Regions from separate parts of the Mus musculus genome. Here regions 2, 3 and 4 are each linked to region 1. The links are chromatin loops, found by intact Hi-C in ENCODE. Cell type or tissue: heart. All regions are shown on one strand. Each heading gives the region's core, and the rest is flanking DNA. Links, peaks and the distances in the headings are about the cores only.

Evidence for each region. Hi-C counts contacts between places; a loop is a spot of excess contacts. Peaks named below come from ENCODE experiments on the same cell type or tissue, not always from the same donor. Only the 100,000 strongest peaks of a DNase experiment are listed, where the experiment ranks them.
Region 2: it touches region 1 in a loop (2.1-fold over the local background); 5 of 42 quality-filtered maps call a loop at or near these places.
Region 3: a loop joins it to region 1, with 2.7 times the contacts of the local background. A loop is called at or near these places in 2 of 42 quality-filtered maps.
Region 4: it touches region 1 in a loop (3.0-fold over the local background); 13 of 42 quality-filtered maps call a loop at or near these places.

What each region holds. Positions count from the first base shown.
Region 1 is chr2:79,632,796-79,638,418 of GRCm38, forward strand. It overlaps Itprid2 (ITPR interacting domain containing 2), which reads left to right and starts at 2,630. Exons shown (of 18, transcript NM_080558.4): 1 at 2,630-2,949; 2 at 3,238-3,283. The coding sequence starts at 2,745. Gm46751 (a long non-coding RNA gene) reads right to left here and starts at 2,267. Exons shown (of 2, transcript XR_001783386.2): 1 at 2,187-2,267. In heart, for the core only: CTCF peaks have their summits at 2,271 and 2,771; DNase peaks (open chromatin) are centred at 2,476, 2,826 and 3,326; H3K4me3 peaks cover 2,366 bases; H3K27ac peaks cover 2,005 bases.
Region 2 is chr2:79,563,742-79,569,364 of GRCm38, forward strand. No RefSeq gene overlaps it. Among named protein-coding and RNA genes, the nearest start is that of Gm39867, 17 kb to the left of the region's middle. In heart, for the core only: a CTCF peak has its summit at 2,786; no DNase peak of the experiment used is centred there; H3K27ac peaks cover 2,161 bases.
Region 3 is chr2:80,312,649-80,318,271 of GRCm38, forward strand. Dnajc10 (DnaJ heat shock protein family (Hsp40) member C10) reads left to right here and starts at 2,818. Exons shown (of 23, transcript NM_024181.2): 1 at 2,818-3,157; 2 at 4,601-4,951. The coding sequence starts at 4,748. In heart, for the core only: a CTCF peak has its summit at 2,925; a DNase peak (open chromatin) is centred at 2,883; H3K4me3 peaks cover 2,133 bases; H3K27ac peaks cover 1,632 bases.
Region 4 is chr2:79,771,450-79,777,072 of GRCm38, forward strand. The region is part of intron 4 of Ppp1r1c (protein phosphatase 1, regulatory inhibitor subunit 1C); the gene reads left to right. Among named protein-coding and RNA genes, the nearest start is that of Ppp1r1c, 66 kb to the left of the region's middle. In heart, for the core only: a CTCF peak has its summit at 3,224 (motif pointing left); a DNase peak (open chromatin) is centred at 3,092.

The DNA.
Region 1 (5,623 bases), core at 251-5,250:
AATCGACTTATTTTTGTGTTTTTCAACATAATAACTGCAATGGCCCTAATAAATACCTACTTCAGTTTTTAAAACCCTTGCAGTAACTTGGTAAGGTAGTTATGATTGCAGTTTCACATACGAAGAAAATGATATCCAGAGAGATCAGTTATGTGTAAAAATAGAAGGAAAACATTCAACTTTAGTCTGATACCAAAAGCCTTCCTCTTTCCACTCTACCTTGTTAGGTTAAATTGTCCATTAATATAACTATATTTCTCTTCTTCATAAGCATCAACAAATGAGACAATATTCTTAATTCAGAGTTTATAGTTGCTATACTCTAATTATACTTTCTGGGCTTACTTCCCTTTTTCTTTGACTGTGATTGAATGACCTATAAATTAGAAGCCATACTTCATTACTGCCTTTCCCCAGAATTCTTTGTTCTCTAAAAGTACAAGCAAAGCTAATTAAAAAAAAATAAGCATTGGAGAAAAAACGCAAAGCAGACAAAACCCGAGTTTGTCTCATTTAAAGAAGAACAATAGCAACGGACATCTTGCCTCAAGAGTAGGCAGTATTCTATGTAGACTCAGCATTGTATTGTGGATACATGAAAGATATGAAAATATGGTCCATAATCTCTCATGTTTACAAAGTGGCTGGTAAACTAAACATATTGTCTGGATCTGATCATATTATTTACTGCTTAATCCATTCCCCTCAATGAACAGCGTGTACATTCTGTTGTACATCAAGGAACTGTAAATAGGATGTGATCATGACTGGGGGAGCCACAGAGTGAAGACATCCCGGATCAGCTGGTTCATGCAGGCAGTAGACAGAACAGGAATGATTTAAAAAGCAAGGACAGAGAACCAGCCACAGCACATGGATGTGTCAGAGTGGAAGTTGGAGACAGCAAATGGATGGGACAGAATCCAACAGGGCCCTGGATAAAACTACTGGAGCCAGTGTCCTCTACAGCCTTTGACCAACCACACCAACACTTCTTTAGGCACTTTCTTTTCATCTGTCTCATATTCCACAGGCAGCTGCATTGGAAGGATATGAAAGAGGTACCTTCATCCTTAATATAGAGCTCCTGAAAGTCTAAGACATATTAATAACTAAATGATCCCTTACCAGTGAAAGGTCAAGTCACTGAGTTGCTGGTACCATCCTTGTAGCTCCCCTTACAGTTCACTGTAAGTGCAGGAGGGCCATGATAATGCTGGGATGGCTCCGGGAAGCCAGCTTGGATTTTGGAATTGGTCTTGGGGATATTGATAAACCATCAGGAGTTGTTGTTTCTATCAATGATTAATGATATATTGGGAACTATCAAACATATGGACCATGCTAGAAAGAAGTAAGGACCAAAGACAGGAAGGTCCCTGTGCTACTTTAAAGATGAATAGATTATGTGCAAAGGCCTGCACAAGAAACTAGGTTCCATCTCATCTCAAGGACACTACATTCTGTGTTCCAAAAACTATTTCCTTCATTTATGAATGCACACTTAACTTGGACTTTTATGAACTGCAAATATCTATTTCAAGTGGAAAATTTCTTCCTTAAAATATTATTTATGTAAAAATGTCCTTTTTAGTCAAGAAAAAGCATAAAAATAGACCAAAGCAAAAAACTATTCTCACTTTGCTTGCAGAGTTCAATAAAATGTTGGAAGCTTTCTATATTGTCTGTAGATGGTTTAGGACATTCACTGTTTGATATGTAACACTTTGTCTCAATCTGGATAGAATTTTAATCTTTTTTTCCTCATAGGAAATACAAGTATGATAAAGGGGACGGAGGAAGCTGGGATTTAAGAATTGTTTCAGAAGCTTGGCATGACCTGCTTCTTGTTACATCTTCTAAGTCCCAAATCCAAGCAGTTAGCTTTCTTTATACTCCCAGGTCGCTTTCTTCACTTCCTTTTTTTTTTTTTTTTGTCTGCAGCTTCAATGTGACATACCCACTTTTTTCTCACTGGATTTTCATACCTCACATAACCAGGACACACAGGTTTCTCAAAATGTGCGAGCAACACCAAGGTAAGCTTTGACAAGCTGACAGTACAATCTCACGTCTCTTTCATCCTTGCCCAATCCTGTAGGCATCCTACACTGATTAAGTCTCAGCAGCCCAGTCACTTGTTTGCACGCGGGGGCGTTTTATGAGACTTGGCCTTGGCACTTTACCTCTATTTCTGGACGAGAGAGGAGTTGAGAGAAGGAAAAGCTGTAAAGCAAACAAACAAACAAATCTGGCTCTTTCCTGAGGCCACCGCGAAGGGGCGGTTCGGCTCCTAGCCCGTCAGGACGTGCCCCGCCCCAACTCTCGTCCTCACCTCCCGGCAAGACCGCCACCGGAAGAGGGCGTGGCCTCCGTCGTGGGCGTGGCGCACAGCTGCGAGAGGCTGGACTGTGCATTAGCGGGGGCGTGGCTAGAAAGGGGGCAGGGCGGGGTCTTAGAGTAGGCGGGACCGGGCCGGGCGGGCGCTCGGCGCCTACCCGGCTTGCCGGAGCCACTCGCGCTCCTGCGCCCCGCCAGGCCGGGTTCACGTGAAGCGCCGGCCCTCCGCCCCTCCCTCCCTTCCTTCCCTCCCCCCCTCCCTGTCCCCTCCTCCTGCGGCGCCCGCTCTGGCTCCCCCGGGCCCCCTGCCCGGCTGGGCGCTGACAGCAGCGGCGGGGGTCCCCGCAGCCGCCGCTGTGTCCCGCGCAGGCTCGGGCTGGGCCCGCGGAGCCCCCGGCGCGGCCATGAACCGACCCCTGTCGGCGGAGGCGGAGGAGGAACTGGAGTGGCAAGTGGCGAGTCGCAGGAGGAAGGCCTGGGCCAAGTGCCGCAGCTCCTGGCAGGCGTCGGAGACCGAGGATCTGTCCACAGAGACGACGACGCAGGACGAGGACGAGGACGACGAGGAGGACCTCCCAGGCACGAAGCTGCCGGCACCCGCGGGGCGAGGTCGGTGCGCGGGACAGGGACGTGCGATCAGGGAGGTGGCGTGCTCCGTGCCACCGGGCGCGGGGACCGGACGCCCCCGAACTTTAAATGCGCGCGTGACCCGCGCTTCAGCTCCAGCATGTGCACCTGGCTGCCGGCTGGCTCCCCTGGGTCGGGCGCCGGGAAGGCTCTCGGAGGCTACGGGTTGCCAGGGCAGATTCTCCTGCAAGGGAGTGTCAGGATGGCACAGCCTCTGAGTACTTATGTTTGGGGTCTTTAACGAGCTGTCCCTTCGCTCTACTCCCGCAGGAAACGTGCCCAACGAGAAGATCGCGATATGGCTCAAAGACTGCCGGTAAGTAAAGCGGGGGTTGCCTGGGGGAGAAGCGAGGGGGTTCGACTTCGTCTCTGGGTCCCGTGGTCACTGTAAGCTAGGAACCGGAAAGTGAGCCGGCCGATAGCTTCCTTCTAGAAGCGATTAGAACTGGAAGTGCTGTGGCCGCTGATTATTTGGTGACCGAGTTGACGACTTCAGCAGTCCGGGCATGATGTCAGCAGCAGATCAGAAACTAAAACAGGTCACAGTGATGCTACTTTGGCTGGTCGTGCTTTCTCTTGAAATAATTTTGATGTTTCACAGAACCTTTTATTTTTCTTTATTTTGGCATCTGCATATCTGGCATAGAATCATTTTCCTTTCAAACGTGTTATAGACGAGTTTAATTTACTTAGCTACACTAACTGGGGTTTAATTTGTGTTGTGTGCCTTAGGTCTCTCTGGGGACCTATTAAAACTAGCCAACTTGCTCCTTGGAGTTTAAGTCCTGGGACAGGGTTTTGTCAGATGGCATTGGAATTCGCAGAAGGAAATGGAGCTTTGAAGGCATTCATACTTTATGAGTCTGTTTAGTTACATACTTTGGCAACCTGCACAAAAATGTTTGATAAAATACAGAGGAGATGGGTTTTATTACAAGTAAATTTGACTAAAGTAAAATGTGTTTTACTTCTATTTTTTCCCCCAGTTTATTTGCTCTTTGAAAAACCTTGTGTGTGAAGACTATAACTTTTAAACTTTGGTTGGCATTTGCTTCTGGGCATATTATTGTTTTCGCAAATTATGTTTATCCTAGGGATTATTTGGTTGTTGGTTTTTTTTTTTTTTTCTGTTTCTTTTTGAAAGCTACTCACATATGGAATTATTTTTTTTTTTTTTCCCTGTAAAGACCAATAGCTGTCTCTGTCTTAGTTCATAACTGGAGCCATACTGATTGTTAGCTGCAGAATTTTACTTAGGCATCATAGACTCGTCTGAAATATTATGGGATGTATAGGCATTCCTTTTAAAGATGCACAGAGGCAAATACATTGCTTCAAGACATCTTTAGGTTAACCATCAGCCTCTTTTAACCCCTTGATTTTCAGATGACAAGAATATGGCCTTTACAAAGCACAGTACTATACTGTGTGCCAGGGGCTCGCCATCAAACAGTGTTAGATTAGAAGGCTGAGATTTTTAAATGTACATCTTCAGAACTTTCTAGGAGAGAACTTACAAAGCAGCATCTCTGACGTTTCCACATCAAGGAGGGAACGGAGTAGTCTGTCCTTGCGTTTATTCAGGACTTTAAAGTTTACATCTTGGTCTCATTTAAAATCCACTCCTTAATATGTTATTGGCTTACACTGAAAACAGGTCTTAAAATTTCTAGCGTTTTTATCTCAAGGGGATAGTCGAAGGATTTTTCTTTTTCAAATGTAAGAACAAGAGAAAAATCACATTTCAAAAATGATATATAGGAATTGAGATTGTAGAAGAAATCATATCAAGGAGATGGAAAATAAAAACAGTTTTTAGATAAATGAAGTAGTCTAATGCTAACACTGACCAGGACTCAGGACTGGTCCAGAAAATTCCAGAAGTATCATTGCTAAACTTAATGTGCACAGATTATATAATTATCTAAGGAAACCTGTCGTAGATTTCTTTCTTGTTCATGTACTTACCCCTATTCAATGTACAAGTAGTTTTTGTGTGTACCTGAGATGATCATTAACATAATTTGTATATTGTATGCAGATAGATGATCTGAAAGACATTTTCCTTCCTTGGTAAATTCTGCAATACTGTTTCCTCATTGCTATCCATATTCAGGGTAAAGATGTCATGTTTTTTCTTTTCCAGTGGAGTCTTTATTCTGATAACTATATTGATTTATTTACTAACCAAATGACTTGACACAATGTCTAAGAAGCAGTAGAAGATTCTGGTGGGATTTGGAGGGAGGTGTCCAGAAGTAGAGAACTGCTTTTGAAGAAGTCCAGTTACGTTCTGCCTACTTGCCATTTTCTGTCAGTGAAGAATAGCATGGGCAGCTGTGGACACAGGCCACTGTAGTGTTTGGGCCCAACTAAGGAAAGAGCTACCAGGAGGGAAAAAAAGATTTTTAATGATACAAATGTGAAATGTTTGCAAAACCCTAAAATTGAAGTTCTGTCAGGGCCCATATGGTACTTGCTGGTGATTCTTCTTCAACTCCAGTCTCAAAAGCACTGAATTTCACAGGACCACCTTGCTTAGGGATTTGCTTGCGTTTGTAATTGGCATTGAGCAGCGTAGTTGAAGCTGAATGCACCCCACTTCTAATGCAAATCATTAGAACTGTTACTGAGAAACTGAAGCCTGTATCACAGA
Region 2 (5,623 bases), core at 466-5,465, 69 kb before region 1:
CAATAGGAACAACAGAAACCTATGTTTTTGGAGCTGAAGGATAAATGATATAATACTGATAGCCATTACATATAAATACGTGGCGATTGTCTGAGTCTCCATGCTTTTCTAGACATTAAGCTTCATTAACAATGATTTTTTAAAGAGACAGAATATGTGAAGAATAAACTATAATTTTATTGTATAAAATGCATGCATATCACAATTAAGTTGTGAACATGTAGTCTTTTGTTTTCCAGTCTTATTTTTATGTGTGTTTACATAAAATTATTGTTGTTTGTACCTTTTAACCAAACCATTTAATGAGTCATAAATTTCATAATAAAATAACTTGAACACAATGCCATTGTGAGAGTAATTTGGCACCAACATTTCCACTTATTGAGAGACTATTAATGTGGTCAGCCTAGTCAGGCGTGGTTTGTTTCTTTGATCTCTCTGAGGAAGTGAATGTTTTGCGCATATATATATATATATATATATATATATATATATATATATATATATATATATATATATATATGTGTGTGTGTGTGTGTGTGTGTGTGTGTGTGTATATACATATAATCATTATCATCACTGATTTACTGAGTAATTCAGATACAATGGAGAAAGTTCTAATTACCCTCCACTTACTAACTTAATGCACTAAACAGCACTAATCACTACCATATGTCACTAAGGAAGGAACTAAAATGGTTTTCTCCACTGTCCCTGTAATGCATAGAAAGTAGAATAAGAACCCTGTCAGGTTGCGTCCAAAGCCTTTGTGTGTCTCCATGATCTTTAAGCTGCTCACTCTGCACCGCAATGGTTTCCTTCCTTAGCTTTTTCACTTCAAGTTATCATGACTCAATTTGAGTATATTAGGCAGTGATCTTTCTCATTAATTTTATCACTGTGTTTATTTACAAATCTTGTTGCGACATTTAAATCATTTTTTGGATGGATTAAGATAAATATGACTCAAACTGGATTAGATGAGTGGTTCCCAAAGTCAGCCTATATCAGAATTGCCAAAGCCTGACTTGTTCAACCCCATCCTGTCTCTGATGTTCCGGAAGGTTGTAGAATTTTCACTCTAAGAAGTTCCAGCAGAGGCTTGTGTTAGGTCTCTAGGACTAAGCCTTGAGAAAACTCATTGTTCTTCGAAGTCAAGATTTGTGCAGCCTTGGGTTGGCTGAATCCAGTTTCCCCAGCCCCATTTCTTGGCATTTTTGTTAGTCACTCTCCCCTCAGAGCATCTTTTTAGCTACAGTCACTGGTTTCATGCATTGGATCTATATGCAAAAAGGAAATATGCAAGACAAAGGAATCTAGTCCTTTTGTTCATTTTCATAGGAACAAAAGGTACTTACCAAACTTCCAAAACCTCTCCTTTGGATCTACATTAATACATAGAATTTCTTCATTCTGAACACATTCTTGTTCCTTTGTGTGTGTGTGTGTGTGTGTGTGTGTGTGTGTGTGTGTGTGTGTGTGTGTGTGTGTATCTATAGGCATACACTTGCCATAGCACGTGGAGGTCCATTCTTTATGGGAATCAGTTCTTTCCTTCCATCACATGGGTTCCAGGGATGAACCGAGGTTTTCAGATTTGGCAGCATGAACCTTTATCTACTGAGCCAACTCACTGCCCTGGAAGAGCACACCTTTAAACAGTGCTGGCAACACCAAACAAGATTTTTTTTTTTCTCCTAAACAAACCATGTAACTGCCTAGAACCATTCTCCTTTTCAGTGGACACTGAACATAGGGCCTTGTGCACACTGGACAAATGTTCTACCATTGACTTACATCCCAGTCTAATCTAAAATCTCAACTTAGTTATAGTAAATATCAGTAATTTATAGGGTAGCTTAGATTAATAGGAGCTATACTTCATAAGCATTATATAATTTTATATACTTGCCGGCCAGGCCTAATTAGGTTATATAACTATTTCTGTTATATATATGTAAGAATTATATAGAATTATGCTAATATATTATAAAGCAGTATGTAATATCTTATGTAAGTAACTATAGCAAGACATTTTCTTGATAACTACATACTATATGTCTTAGTATAACTCATAATAATAATTTGTTTTAGAAATTATCTCTATGAAGTATATATAAAAATAATAACTAATGTTAGGGAGTCATGATGACATTTATGGTTATCATATATTTTGCTTCATTAAACCTATACTTATGTGCTTACTAGGTATAAGATATTTTTTATTGTGTATCATATACAAAATCAGTCATGTAATGTATGTTTATGAATTTACATTAAGTACCTGCATATGTCTACACACACATATACACACACTCAAAAAGAAAGCAAAAATAATCTCCATAAGGCTCTTAATACAATGTTTAGCTCATAATACCTGACAATAACATTAACTTTTATTAATATGTCTGTTTAATACAATGTAGCAGATATTTATTGAGGAACTATTAATAGTGAAACATTGTTCAAGGAAATAAGTACTTATTTATACAAACAAGCATTATTAAAGAGCATATATTAAGCATTAGATCCCCTAATATTGGCTATTCTCAATATACTCATTCCAGAGGCAATTTATCAAGCTAATTAGTCATGTAACTTATTTCTTGATAGCAGTAAAGGGAGCTAGCAGTGCCAATATCAACAGTCCATTTTAAAGGCTTCCAGGTTCTCTGTAACAAAGTCTGAGTAAGCCATGACTCATAATCTGGAAATTTCTATTTGAAGGCTTTATTATCTCCCTTCATTATCTAGGGTGTGGGAAAGGCTGGTAGCAGTGGGCAGCCAGCAGGGGAGGAGTTCCGCTCAGTTTCCAGAGCTCACAAAGTGAGTGAGAAGTGCATAGCTCAGGTTCGCCTCAAAGGGAACTCTGGGAGTAAAAAAAAAAAAAAAAAAAATCCTCAGGACTATAGAAACAATGAGGTGAACCCTAGCAATCTTCTTCAGTATCTAGCTGAGCTAGCCATGCTTGACAACCTGGTAAACTTGCCTCTTTTGTCTTGCAGGCAGCCACTAAAGTTCCTGCTACTCTGGTCTCTGTTTGATTCCTTTGTGTTGGGGGCCAGGGTGCGGGTGAGGCTCCTGTTTGAAGCAGAAATGTTGTAATTGAAAGAGAATGGTTTCCCAGTGGCCCACAAAGCTTAAATTGTTACTGTTATGTACTCATGTAGCATTGTGGCCTTGGGCAAAGTCTTAACAGTTCTGAAACAGTTTCTTGTGTTTTAAAACAGTGACATTATCTACTTGGTGGATCTTTGGGGAACAATGAATTATGTTGAAAATAGAAAAAAAAAAAAAAGGAGAACATCTCAGTGCCTGGCATAGGTAGATTCTCTCAAGACAAAATAAAGAATTGAAACAAACAAAAACAAATAAGCAAACTCACTTGAAAAGGGGGATTGGGAGATAGTTCATTGTGCAAAGTGTCTGTCATACAGTCACAAGGAACTGAGGTCAAATCCTGCACCCATGTAAGTGACAGGCTCAGTGGCGGTGGCTTGCCTGTAACCTCAGAACTTGAGATGCAAGGACAGGGGATCCTCAGTGACTAGCTACACTGTGAAATAGTGAGCACCCGGTTCAAAAGAGCAATCCTGCCTCCGTAAATAAATAGATAATGGTTGAGGAAGACAGTCATCAACCTCTGCTCTCTCCATATATGCATACATATGTATTTGCATGTACATACATGCACAGGTGCGTATGTATGTGCACCCACAAACACCCATACACCCATGCAAAGAAAAACTACTAATGAGTTTATGCCATGCTAAGTACTATTTGTACTCCAATGCCCACGGAATTTACATTTCAAAGACTTTTTAGAGAGCCAAGATTCCTCCATGAATAGTGAGCCCAGCTAAGGACAACAGGTCAGACAAGGACCTTGTCAGCAGAGGTGAAGGCATGCACTCTAATTATAGCCATGCTTCTCTCAGCTGGGTCTGAAAGGAGTCAGAAATACTTTTGAAATCATAATTGCACAATCACTTAGACTTCCTATTGGTATTAGCCTGGAAAGCTCAAGGATCCTCATCTTCATGATTATCCGTGAATAATGCACACAATATAGATTATGGGACATGGTAGAAAAGAGTACATGACCTGCTTTTCCTTCCCCTCATCTATACCATCAGCCCCATGCACTGAAGGAAACCTGAATTCACTTCTTGTCTGTACAAGGGCAACAGCCACAGGACTTAGAACCCACACATATTCTATCTACTCCAGACCTCACAGAGGTGTCCTCAGAGGTAGAGGGCTAAAGGAAGGAGGGGGGCTTCATTTGGGCCTGCTTCAGAGTTCTGCCATTCCAGCTCATGGTCCAGACAGCATTTCCTCCTTTTGGGCTGTTATTTAACCCAAAATATATTTTCAAGATACATTTGATGCCATTCAAGAGAATGGAAAATTTTGAGGAAAAGGAAAATGCCTCTGTTTCTTGATTCATTTCCCTATTTTATATGGAAAAATATTACCTGAAAATAATATAGGTATAAAACAGAGACAAGGACAAGTATCAGCTTTAAAAATATTTAATGCTTTATAAAATTTTTAGACATGGAAAAATATAAAATATAAAGTAGAGACATGACCCTCCATATCTTTTCCTATTTTTAATTTTATTAATTCTGATCCTATACTGTCTGAAACTTTGCTGCTAACCTTGGCTTTCCTAAGAAACCAAAGCAGGTTCTTCTAAAATTTATGTGAAATCATTTAAAAACCTTTTTTGAGATTATAATTCAATTACATAATTTTCCTTTCTTTCCTTTCCTTCCTCCAACCCTTCAATGTAACCCTCATCTTGCTCTTCAAAATTCATGGCCTCTTTTTCTTTAATTGAGATAGATAGATAGATAGATGATAGATAGATAGATAGATAGATAGATAGATAGATAGATAGATAGATAGATAGACAGATAGAGAATATATATTTCTAACTACATAAAACCAACCTGCTCAGTCTGTAAATACACTGTTATTGGTATGTATATCTTTTTACTTACCATTTGGCAATGGACAACATTTCCCCTGGGGAAAACTATTTTTCCAGCTCCCTGCATTTCTGTGCTGCCTGTAGTTATTTGTGTAGGGCTGTGGCCTCCTGTATGTTCTCCCTTCCACATTAGCATGTCTATTGGTGTCATCCTTGCTCAGCTCATGTTAGGTGAGACCTCATCGGTGCAGCTTCTTACATTAGTAGGAGACATAATCTCAGAGCAAACTTCCTGCTCCTCTGGTTCCCACAGTCTTTCCACCCACTTCTCTGCAGTGATCCCTGAGCCTTAGACACAGGAGTTGTGTTGTTGATAGTAATCGGCAGCTTCTAATTAGACTTAAGACCCACTCAACAAGAGGGAACCATAGCCAACTACCCAGGGCTAATGAAGCCACTGAAGGACAACCTACAACTGTCACCGTACTAAACCAGCATAATCTCTAACTACATTTTAAACACTCCTTATATCCACAGCTAAGTGCAATCCTAACCGGTCATCAAGGAAACTTCCCTTTGCAACAGATGGAAACCAAAACCCAATCAAAATGCGGAATTGTGGAGCCCATTCCCATGTGATATAGACAACAGAGCTCCTACATCTAAAAGCAGGTTATAGAAGTC
Region 3 (5,623 bases), core at 154-5,153, 680 kb after region 1:
GGGATTCCAAGCTGGTTATAAGAAGGGAGGGCCAAAAAGAGTAGTGGGAAATGTGTAACATGGAGAAGCAAATGAGTAGAGATCTCAAGAACAAGGGAAAACATGCTTTCACCATCAGCAAAAAAAGGCTACAGATTTGCAAAGGGAAAAATTATATAGAATGAATACATTCTGTATCACATAGAAATGCATTGAGCATTGGAAGTATTGGTGTAACATGATAATTTTATGCACACAAACATGAATATTTGTGTATATGAACATATGGCCTCTAATAGTTTTGTAAACATAACCATGAATATATGTGTGTGAACATATGGTCACTGCCTCTCCACTAAGAAGCAATGAGTGCTACAGTACTAAGGAGCAAGCCTTAGATCTTGTAATCAAATATCATCTTCAAAGTAATCAAGACTTCTTGGAGAAACAGCTCCTGTCAGTACCAAAGCAGGAAGAGCCCAGAATGACCCTAGAAAATCCTACTGTGTACAAAAGCATCTAAGCTTAGAGAATGGTAAGATTGGCAAGATGGCACAAAAAAAATTTTTTAAGAGTTTCAACTGGCCAGATATAAAACTACTTAAATTTCTAAGTAAAAGAGAGTAACAGGTTTGATCAATTTTATAAAACAGGAATCTATGAATCCACAAAAATACAATAAATAAATCGAAAGCTTAACAAGAAGAATTTATTTCTCCAAGTAGCTCCCTACAAAGGACATCTTATTAAAAGTAAAATGTAACTTACATGGAAAAAAATCACAAAAATCCTCCTATTCAAGTTATTTACCACTACCAACAATGGGAGAAACAAAAATTTGAGACCATCAGATAAGACAGTGAGAATACAATGCCATTTGTTACATGTCTGTCAAATGAACACAACTAAATCAAATCATGAAGAATCCTCAGTCACATAAAAATAGGATCTATCTATAGTATCTATAACACAACTGGCCTGAATTCTATACAAGTTTAAGACCTTGAAATCTGGGAAAACTGGATAAACATTTCTCATTAAGGAAGTCTAAAACACGATTGTGCTAAACAGAAAAAAAGAAAAATAGCTCCTTACTAGATCCTCATACTGGGAAGTCTTACTGATAATTGGAAAAACCGGAATCTGACATTTGTGGACTAGACACTGATAATGTGTTCACAGAAACTTCCCATATTCGAAGGTTGTACTTTTAAAAGAAAGCATCCCATCTGTGAAAAAAACACACACTAGTTTTGGGGGGTGGGGGGGGTCATGGGAGAAGTCAACTTACTCCCAAACTTTTGAGAAAAACAATTTTTTTGTACTACAACATTTAATTCCTTGTAACTTTAAGATCATTTCAAATTAAGCAAAGTCATCCTTACATAAAACATTTCATCACTTAAAACTCTTCTTCAGCTTCCCATTGAAAAGGGGGAGGACTTTTAAGTTTATTTTTAAAGATTTGTTTATTTTTATGCACATTGGTGTTCTGCCTACATGTCTGTGCAAGAGTGCCAGAGCCTCTGGAACTGCTGTTACAGATAGTTGTGGGCTGCCATGTGGGTGTTGGGAATTGAACTCTGTCTTCTGGAAGAGCAGCCAGTAATCTTAACCACTGAGCCATAAAACCTCTTAAAATGAGCTGAAAGCTGTTGGATGGTCGTTTCTACCTTTTGGTCTTACTGTGATCTGTGTTTCATATTTTTTCCTTCCTAATTACAGATATATTTGAATAACTAACAGGCTAATGTGTCCCTCTATCATCCAATTTATTAGGAGCAGAAAGTCTTTGCTCTTGTTACCCACCAGTACATATCCCAGAGAAGAGAAAATGTTTTACACACTGCTTTAAATTACTTGTGGCATGCTGCCTGTGTGTCTGTGTTTTCTCTGCTTTTCCTTTCCTAAGCATCTCCTTTGAATCCTCCCTTCAGGAGTTGCAAACTATGTAAGATGCAACTCCAGTCCTTTACAATAAAGCTTTAAGAAGCTTCCTTACCATCTAAAAATATAAGTTGAAATGTATTCACTATGGTAACAAAAACCTATTAGTTTCCACTTGATTCTTCAGTTCTCTGTTTTGCTTTTAGATTTTTTTCTAAGGAGTTTTGGATCACCGTGGCATAATGAACTAGGTTGTTTAAGTGTTAATCTTATTTTCCTCAATTTTTAGTTACCCATTTATTTTCCATTTTGACATGTGTATGATAATCAGCTGTATCTCCCGAGAATATTTTAGGGCTGAGTTAACGCGTGTGTACTTCGGCCAGTTCCTGGTACAGGTTAACAGCTGCTACTTCAGGCTCTTTCTGATATTTCTGCCTTTGTTCGTTATACTTCCGCTTCTTTCCTACAATATGTTGGTTTAGCAACAGGTCCTACAGCCATAAAATTATTAACTGACATCTGGTTAACTACCCAAAGACTCACTATCAATTTCTACTTATTTCAAATCACTACCACCAGCTTCCATCACTTCCTCTTTCAGGGACTTTAATGTGTCTACTTCAACGGTCAAAGTGTCATGACTCAAACACTGCAGTTTCTGTAACAAATCCAGTAAAGGAGAGGATCAGAAGGCAGATTCACAAATCCAGAAATCCTGTAGAACGCTTCATATTTGTTGATACATAAAAGTTGTAAACAATTTTATTTCTAGAAAACTTTAATTATTCTGTCCGGTCCCTGGCAACGGGGTCAATTCAGACAAGTTCTCCACTTTCTGCCAAATCTGCCCTTTCAAGGATACCCACCCTTTAACCAAACCTCCAGAGAGCCGGATCTCTCCACCCGGGTTTTCCCGTCGCCCTGGCAACGGGACCGGAAAAGGCGGGCTTCACACCCTTCCTTCCGCCAGCGGTTGACTACGGCCGCAAGATGCCTGTGGGCCGCGCTGCGGGATGCTTCCCTATCTCTGGCTAGGAGCGGGACCCGCAGCCACCGCCGCAGCCACACAGAAGGCCACGTCAGCCTCGGCGGTCCCACCCGTCCCTCCCTGCTGGCCACCCGTCGGCCTTCGCCCACGCCTTTCCCACAATGCCCCGCGCCAGGCCCCGCCCCGCCGGCGCGACGGGAGCGGCAGAATTGCTGCTGCGCGCGTTCGCAGGCAGCGTCCGGTCCTGCCGGGTCCGGAGCTCGGCGACCTGAGGATGGGGCAGTAGCTGAGGACGCCGAGGTGGGCGCGGGCCGGGCTCCACGCACTGCGGGGGCATCAGGGAGGGAGGACGCCAGACCCATCCCACCGCCTCGGTGCCCCCATTGCGCCGGGTTTTCACGGCCCCCTCCACCCCACCTCTGCGAGCCCCCTTCTGCTCGCACTTTCTAACTCGGGGTCTCTCTCCCTGGTCCGACCTGGGACCTCAAGGCGCACCCTTGCCAGCCCCGTACCCTCTGTCTTTCGCCTCTCCCCGATCCCGCTCTGGAGCGGTGGCAGCATCCCTCATTAACACTGCGTTTACCTGCAGCCTCACTGGCCCCAGGCTGTTCAGTTATTCCCAGGCTTTGCCTGAACCCACCCTAAGCCGAGGGACACCTTATCCCAAAGTCGCCTTTGTTGAGATTTGTTCTTCATTTGTTTTCCTTCCTGATGGTTGTCAGTCTGGGTATTTCTGTTTTACTGTCAGTATATTTTACAAAGGGCTATTAGGGGAGGCGGGTGAAAAAAGGGAGTTAGACGTGAGGTGAGGCCTGTTCCCAGGTAAGGAGAAATACTTAGAAACATATCCGGACTTAAGGGAAGAGAGCTGAAACTGAGGAGGTTAGGGAAGTTAGATCTTTTTTTTTTCCCCCAAAGCATTTGAAGATATTAAAGAGGACTAGTTTAGCTGTAAGGTTAAATGTTAGGGTTTTACCCTCAAGCAATGCCTGGTGCTCTTTGTTTTCCTAGTTTTTACTCCAGACAGGAGCTTTACAGTGAAATTGCATTGATTTGCAATTATTATAAAATATCTTCTCTTGGTGCTAACACTTTAGAGAACTTGTGTGGCCTGCTTTTTTAAGTTATCTATTTTTATACTGATGTTCTTAAACGGTTATGTAAAAAAGTACAACCCTCTTGGAAAAGCTTCATGCTTCCTTGTTTTTCCCTCGAAGGCATTCTCTACAAATGAGATTAGATTTAAAAAAGGAACTTGATAAGCTTTCCAGGCGTGGAAGGAGCTGAAAGGGAGGAGGTATTAGAAAGGGCAGCGTGCTGGGAGAGAAAAGAAATACTGCTGAGTCTTATCCTGGTAGCATCATATTGACCAGAGCCTTTGTGTCTCTGTCCCTGTCTCTCTCAGTATCTCTGTCTCTGTCCCTCCCTCCCTCCCCCATCTCTCTCTCTCTCTCTCTCTCTCTCTCTCTCTCTCTCTTTCTCTCGCATATGTGTGCCTGTGTTTTTCTTGAAAGCTAGCTAGCTACTACTACTCATTACCTTTTTCCTGCTATCAGTGATTTTACAAACATGCCTACCTGAATACAGGGGCAAGGGAGGGTCCTGGAGAATAGGGGTTCAAAGCTATTCACAGGGATGTGACCTTCAGTGTGGAAACTGTATTACTGGCTGTGTCGCTTGACAAATCATGCTATAAATGTTAAGTCTGAAAAGTATTTTAACTGCCTGGTTTGCTCTCTTTAGGTTAACATTTCTGAGCTGTGTTCCCGAGATGCTTGATTGACCCTTGAAGTTATGTGGACAGAGATTCTCACGTGTGTCTATTTTAACCACCGGACCCAGCATTGTATCTTAATGTTCACATAAGTCAGAACTTTCATAAGAAAGAGAATGGGAGTCTGGTTAAACAAAGATGACTTTATCAGAGACTTGAAGAGGATCAGTCTCTGTCTTCTGATACTGTACGTGGTCGTTGTGGTGGGCACAGATCAGAATTTTTACAGTTTACTTGGAGTGTCGAAAACTGCAAGCAGTAGAGAAATAAGACAAGCCTTTAAGAAATTAGCACTGAAGTTACATCCTGATAAAAACCCGGTAGGCAAACTTTCTCTTTTAAATATCGGGATATTTATACTGATGTGCTTAAACGGTTATGTAAAAAAGTACAACCCTCTGGGAAAAGCGGGTTTTCACTCTTTTTAAATCAGTGAAATGCTTAAGCATACTGTCGGAAATTGTAATTTGGGAACTGTAGATGTAATTCAGAAGTAGCGCCCTTACACAGCAGGCACACGACTCAGGGGTTCGATCCCCACCACCTGAAACCCAGTTCATCTGTTAAAGTAAAACCAGGAGAAGCCAAGTACAATGATTTTGTTGGCATCAGATACATAGTTACCTCTTCTCTGTAAACTGATTTACAGCAGAAGTAGAGACACTAACCCCCAAGTCTTGTCTGTGAAGTGGTGTTCACACTCAAGTGGGTGATGAACCCATAGAGACAAATCTGCCCTCAGAATTCAAGTGTCCTGCAGATGTGACAGCAGTCACTAGTCACAGCGTGCTCTAACTTTCTCTCTTGTTCCATGCCCGGCTCCAGCTTCCGACTTAAAAACTTATAAATGAAACCTTGACAGCTCCAAAGGGATTTCCAGTTGTAACTATTTGATTGTCTACCCAAGAATCTTTAAAAACAGATTGATTTTGAATGTTATGGTTTTTTAAAATTTAAAGTTTTTTTTTTCATTAATTTTTAGCTTATCATAT
Region 4 (5,623 bases), core at 297-5,296, 140 kb after region 1:
AGTTTAAAGGAAGGAGTGGATACATCAAGATCCTTACAAAGAAGTTCATCTGGTTTGCACTGTCAAGGGATTAGTCTTGAAGCCATAGATGGCTTTTCATTGAGAGTGGGGGGATCTTCAGCCAAGTTAAACCACTATTATTGCCACACACAACCACATTGCTAGGTTTTCTTATGAGGTACTCTAGAACGTAGTTAGTATAGCAACAATAACTGCTCTGTGCCATCACATCTGGGGAAAGTATGTCGCCCAGCTTTAAATTCTTGTTACCTATTAGGCCTGTGAAACACCACAGTCTGGGCACCCTGCTTCAAATATGCAAGAGGTTTTCCTTTGAGGCTCATTTAGTGACAAAGAAATTCTGGGTTTTGTCTCAGTTTCTAGCAGTTCTTAGAAAAATAAACATATTTCATGTCTTGAACATTACAACAGGATAGTGGTTACATTTTATTAAAATAGCATTTTTGAATAGACAACAACAACAACAAAATACCCAGCCACAATGTTTTGTAATTTAATTTAAAACATACTTCATTTTTAGATGAATTTAGGTTTCTAATTTATATTATTTGTTATATTGCTATTTGACTTGCAAAGTCTACCTCTGTGGGAATTGGTGTGAATCTTTGGAGAAAGTTTCCAGCATCTCCAAAATTTCTAGAAATCACGGATTTTGATCTAGGATAAAACAGAATAAGAGGTCCCTTCCCCTTCTATTTGTTTACATCATATCCCCCCCTTCTCTTTTGTGCCTCCCTCCCATCTTTCCCCTGTTCTTTTCTTCTTGACTGATTTACATCCTACCAAGACTAGCTTGGCTATAGAGCGAGGTTGCACTTGCTATCCTCCTGTCATGGCTTCCCTAGTGCTGGGGTTTCAGGCACATGCCACCACTCACAGCTTTGAATTTTTCTCTCAAAATCATAATAGTACCTATTAATGCCTTTGATGTTATTGAACACACAATATGTAAAAATCACGGCAAGGAATTGGAAGGAAGGGATCTTGGATCTGTAATTTCCAACACGGATTTTCTTTCATGCTTCGAGTCCTGATGTTTAATAAGGTCACCTCACATCTTCTAGTCCTAACACTATTCCCTTAGGTAATTGCCCCTCTACACAATAAATTAATTAGCACTTGTGAAATATTTCTTTCAAAATATTTCTCTATTGATCTTTCACAATTCTGTGTGCCTGTAGCATCTTGCTTATGATATTTTCTTCAACGTTCCATTTCCTCCCCTGCTATTAGGTAACTCGGGTCTTTAAAAACACACCTGTAAATACTAACATGAAGAGATGTGGGAGAGAGATTCATTTGGCAAATGTTCTTAGCCTATTAGAAAAAGTGGATGTCTATAGATTCCTTTGTACCAATGCTATTCATTCTAAAAAATTGTGAAAACAACAAAAAACCACTTTTCTCTTGGATTTTCTTAAAAGGTGGCAGAGAAAGGGTCCTTTAGTTATGATTTAATTAATCTTCCATAATTACTTGCTATATTAGTTATTTTTTTTTCATTGTTAGGACCAAATACCTTGCAAAAACAACTTAGTGGCTTGTAGTTTCGAGGGTACCATGCACTTCAGCAAGCAAGACCTGGCAGCCGGACTGGTTCTGTCCATGATAGCAGGAACTGGCTGCAGATGGTCTTATTGCTGTGGCACACAGACTGACAGATAGACAGGAAGGAAGGAAGGGAGAGAGGGAGGGAGGGAGGGAGGGAGGGAGGGAGGGAGGGAGGGAGGGAGGGAGGGAGGGAGGGAGGGAGGAAGAAAGGAAGGAAGGACATACTGAACCAAAACCAGGACTGAGCTACAACCTCTAAGCCCACTCCTAGTGTCCGACAGCCAGGTCTCACAAGCCAAAGATTCTGCCACCTTCCAAAGTATCAATACCAGCTGGGAATCAAGTGTTTAAACGTGTAAACCTGTGGGGGGTGCTTCAGATTCAAGCCCTAACATGTGAGCTTTGTTTCCTAGACGTAATGTAAACTTAAGAAAATCTTCTAAGTTGAAGTCAAGCCAGAAATGAAACCTATGTGTGTAAGAACTAGATTAAATTTCATGGCTGCAACAACAACAACAACAACAACAACAACAACAACTGAAGTCAGGCAATGCTTCAAGGTTTAGATAGTGTAGACTTTACATTATACCACTGTGCGTGAGTGTGTGTGCGTGTGTGTGTGTGTGTGTGTGTGTGTGTGTGTGTGTGTACCTATGAACTTAAGAATGTATTTCTCCATCAGGTCTCTGTGTACCTTATTTTCTTATTAGCCTGGGGCTTACTGATGAAACTAGAGTAGCTAGCTAACGAGCTTGTCTCTTCCTCCTCAACACTGGGATTACAGGCATGTACACCACTCCTGGATATTTTTGTGTGTCTTTCAGAATGAAATTCAGATCCTTACGTTTGTGTGGCAATCATTTTATTGGTTGATCCCCCTTTCCAGGCCCAGGCTGCCTGCTTTAGAGTATCAGGACGTTTCAAGTTCTTATGTGACTTTTTAAAAATTAAGATACATGTTCCCAGATCTCAAAGCTGACAGGGAGAAAGCTCTAAAAGTTTTGATTTTAATGAGCATCAGTTTTAATTATCGATAGATTGAATTTAGTTTTAGAAATATTGGAAAAGGAAATATTGCAGAGCCTGTTGTCAACTCTAAAAGTGTACTTTCATTTTACTAGGATGAAGTAATTTTGTTGAATCTTTGGAGGTCTTTGCTTTTTGTATACACATTCCTAGTTTATAGACAGGTATTTTAATCCTTTCTGATCCCTGAGTTTATATATGTATCTATATGTGTGCATATATACTTATTATAAATATATATATATATACACACACACACACACATATATATATATATATATATATATATATATATATATATATATATATATACATATGTGTGTGTTTGTGTGTGTATATTTTCACATAATTGCATAATTACTCATTAACTTGAGCAGATCCCTTGGAGCCTCTCCAGTGTGTGTTCCAGTGTGTGCTGGATGAATACTGTTCCTCTGCACCCTGGTAATTGGCCAACAGATCTCCCGGGAATGTTTTGGTCTCTTATATAAACACTCCAGGAACAAGGGGCCACGACTCTGTGTTTTATTCACTGGCAATGAGACCTGAAGGGTTTTACACAAAGTTCTCATAGCATGTGAAGAACGAAGAGCTTGTGAGGAGAGCGCCCTCTGCTGGTACTTAAGATTTCAGACGTTCTCTTGGAAAGTAGTGCTTAAGAAATCAGAACAAAATGTATTCTTTTCAGCACAAAATGGGCTTACACTAAATGAATAGTCAGCAGAAGGAGTTCTTTAGTTTTGGTGTCCTTATATTGTGAGACACACTCTCTCTGTATCTTTTACCTTCCAACTATTTTGTATGCCGATTGGATATTGCTTTGCTTAGAAACTAAAACCCAAACAGGGTCTAGACATGGTAGGCAGGTTATTTATTTTTATGGTTTTTGTTTGTTTGTTTGTTTGTTTCCTGACTAACCCTAACCAAAGCCAGCTTCACTATCAGCTTCTTACCCTTGAAACTCTCTGGACTGTCACATACTAGGGCATTATTCTCAAGTCTGAAGCTACCTTTATTCTGTACAAAGGAATAGCACACAAACCTGGGATGGTCTTTTTCAAACTAACTAACTTCCTGTTCATTTCTTCTTTAAGACAATGATGGTGGTCTTCACTTGCGAAGGTCACAAAAAGAGAATGGAGTAAGAGAAAATTGAGCCTTGACGGTTCTAATATGTGTAATCTTTAAGCAACATATCCCTCACCAACTCCAACCAAGTTTCTCATTTATTTCTTTAACGAGGAGAAACTAGTTTAAAGGGAGTCATAATGAACTAACAAAATAGTGCAGACCTGGCAAGCAGCATAGGCATGCTAACTGCACTTTCCACCATTCCTGGGAAGACTAGGTTTCACAGAGACTCAGACTGAAAGCTAATTTCCTGCCCAACACTCTGCATGGCCATGCAACACGCTCACCCATAGAAACTCCTTGTAAAAAGTCAGCACGTGACTACTCCCGTTACATAATCAAAATTTATTTATTTTTGGTATAAAGAAAATATCTGGGGAGTGGGGTGTTAGAGACATGACTCGAGAACACTGAAGCCAGGCGGTGGTGTCGCACACCTTTAATCACAGCACTCGGGAGGCAGAGGCAGGCAGACTTCTGAGTTCGAGACCAGCCTGGTCTACAAAGTGAGTTCCAGGACAGCCAGGGCTATACAGAGAAACCCTGTCTCAAAAAACAAAAAACAAAAAACAAAACAAACAAAGAACACTGGTGCTTTTCCATAGGACCTGGGTTTGATTCCCAAGACCCATGGGGCAGTTCACAGCCTTCTGCAACTTCAGTTCTAGGGACTCCAATGCATTCCAGCTTCTGCAGGCGCGGCACACATGTTGTGCACAGATACAAATGCAGATACAACACCCATACACATAAAAATCAATCTTGAAAATTAAAAGATTCAAATTAGAGTAACCCCTACATGCAGAATTTGTCCTTGTAACGTTTCGCCAGCAAAACACACTCGGACAACCAGATCCTTCTACGGCAAAGCTTTATTGCTTACTTCTCAGGAAGACCCCGATCCCGGAAAAAGGAGCTGCTTAGGTACCCCTCCTTGTGACGTGTCAGCTCCTGATTAGCTGCTCACTCATCACCCTACTGCTACGTCCTGAGATGGGCAGTGACTTGGCACGAATTTACCTCAGCACCTGCGCACATTGCTTGTTTACTAGTTAGGCACTGAGGAAGCCAGCGCCATCTTGTAATGGCGATTGCTCACGGCTCTCCACAAGAATTATCAGGCCCCAACCCTTAAATAAAACCATAAAAGAAGATGGATAAACAGTATCTCCCACAGAATTATTCCAAATAGACCCGTGTCTCTGTTAGCTCTCTGTTGCTACTTAGAGAGAAAACGTTGGTTTTGTTATATTAGGTTTTATCAAGATAATACACCGTGGTTTTATTATCGAAGTGGTTTGAACTTGACATTGTATGTGTTTAGAGGGACAAGGTGCCTTGGTGCTCTCTAGTTCCCCAACACGTGTTATGTCACTCTTTATTATCAGGCAATTAAAAGAAATCATAATAGAGACAGTATAGGTAGGGGCTAAGTCTAAAAAGCTAAAGCCGGACAATCTCTGTTTGAGTTCCAGCACCATTTAATTCTCTGACCTTGAGAATGCTGTTGGATGCCCTGTCTGGTTTCACTGCCCTGATATTTATGATTCATCTACAAAAAATGAAAACTTGGTATGAGCTTCCTAGGGTTGCATTGAGAATTGTCACCAACCCAGGACTTAAAAGGCAACTTTTTTTTCCTTATACTTCAGGAGGCTTAAAATCTGAAACCTAGGTGCCCAGGTAGTCCCTGCAGATGATCCCAACCCCTCTGCCGCTGGAATCACATGACATGCATGCTAGGAACTGAACTTGGCTCTCTGGAGAAGCAATATACACTCTTAACTACTGAGCCAGCTCTCCAGACTCTTTGCCGATTTTCTTATTCTGCTTATGACTAATTCCTGATGTTCAGTCTCAGTGTGTGTGTGTGTGTGTGTGTGTGTGTGTGTGT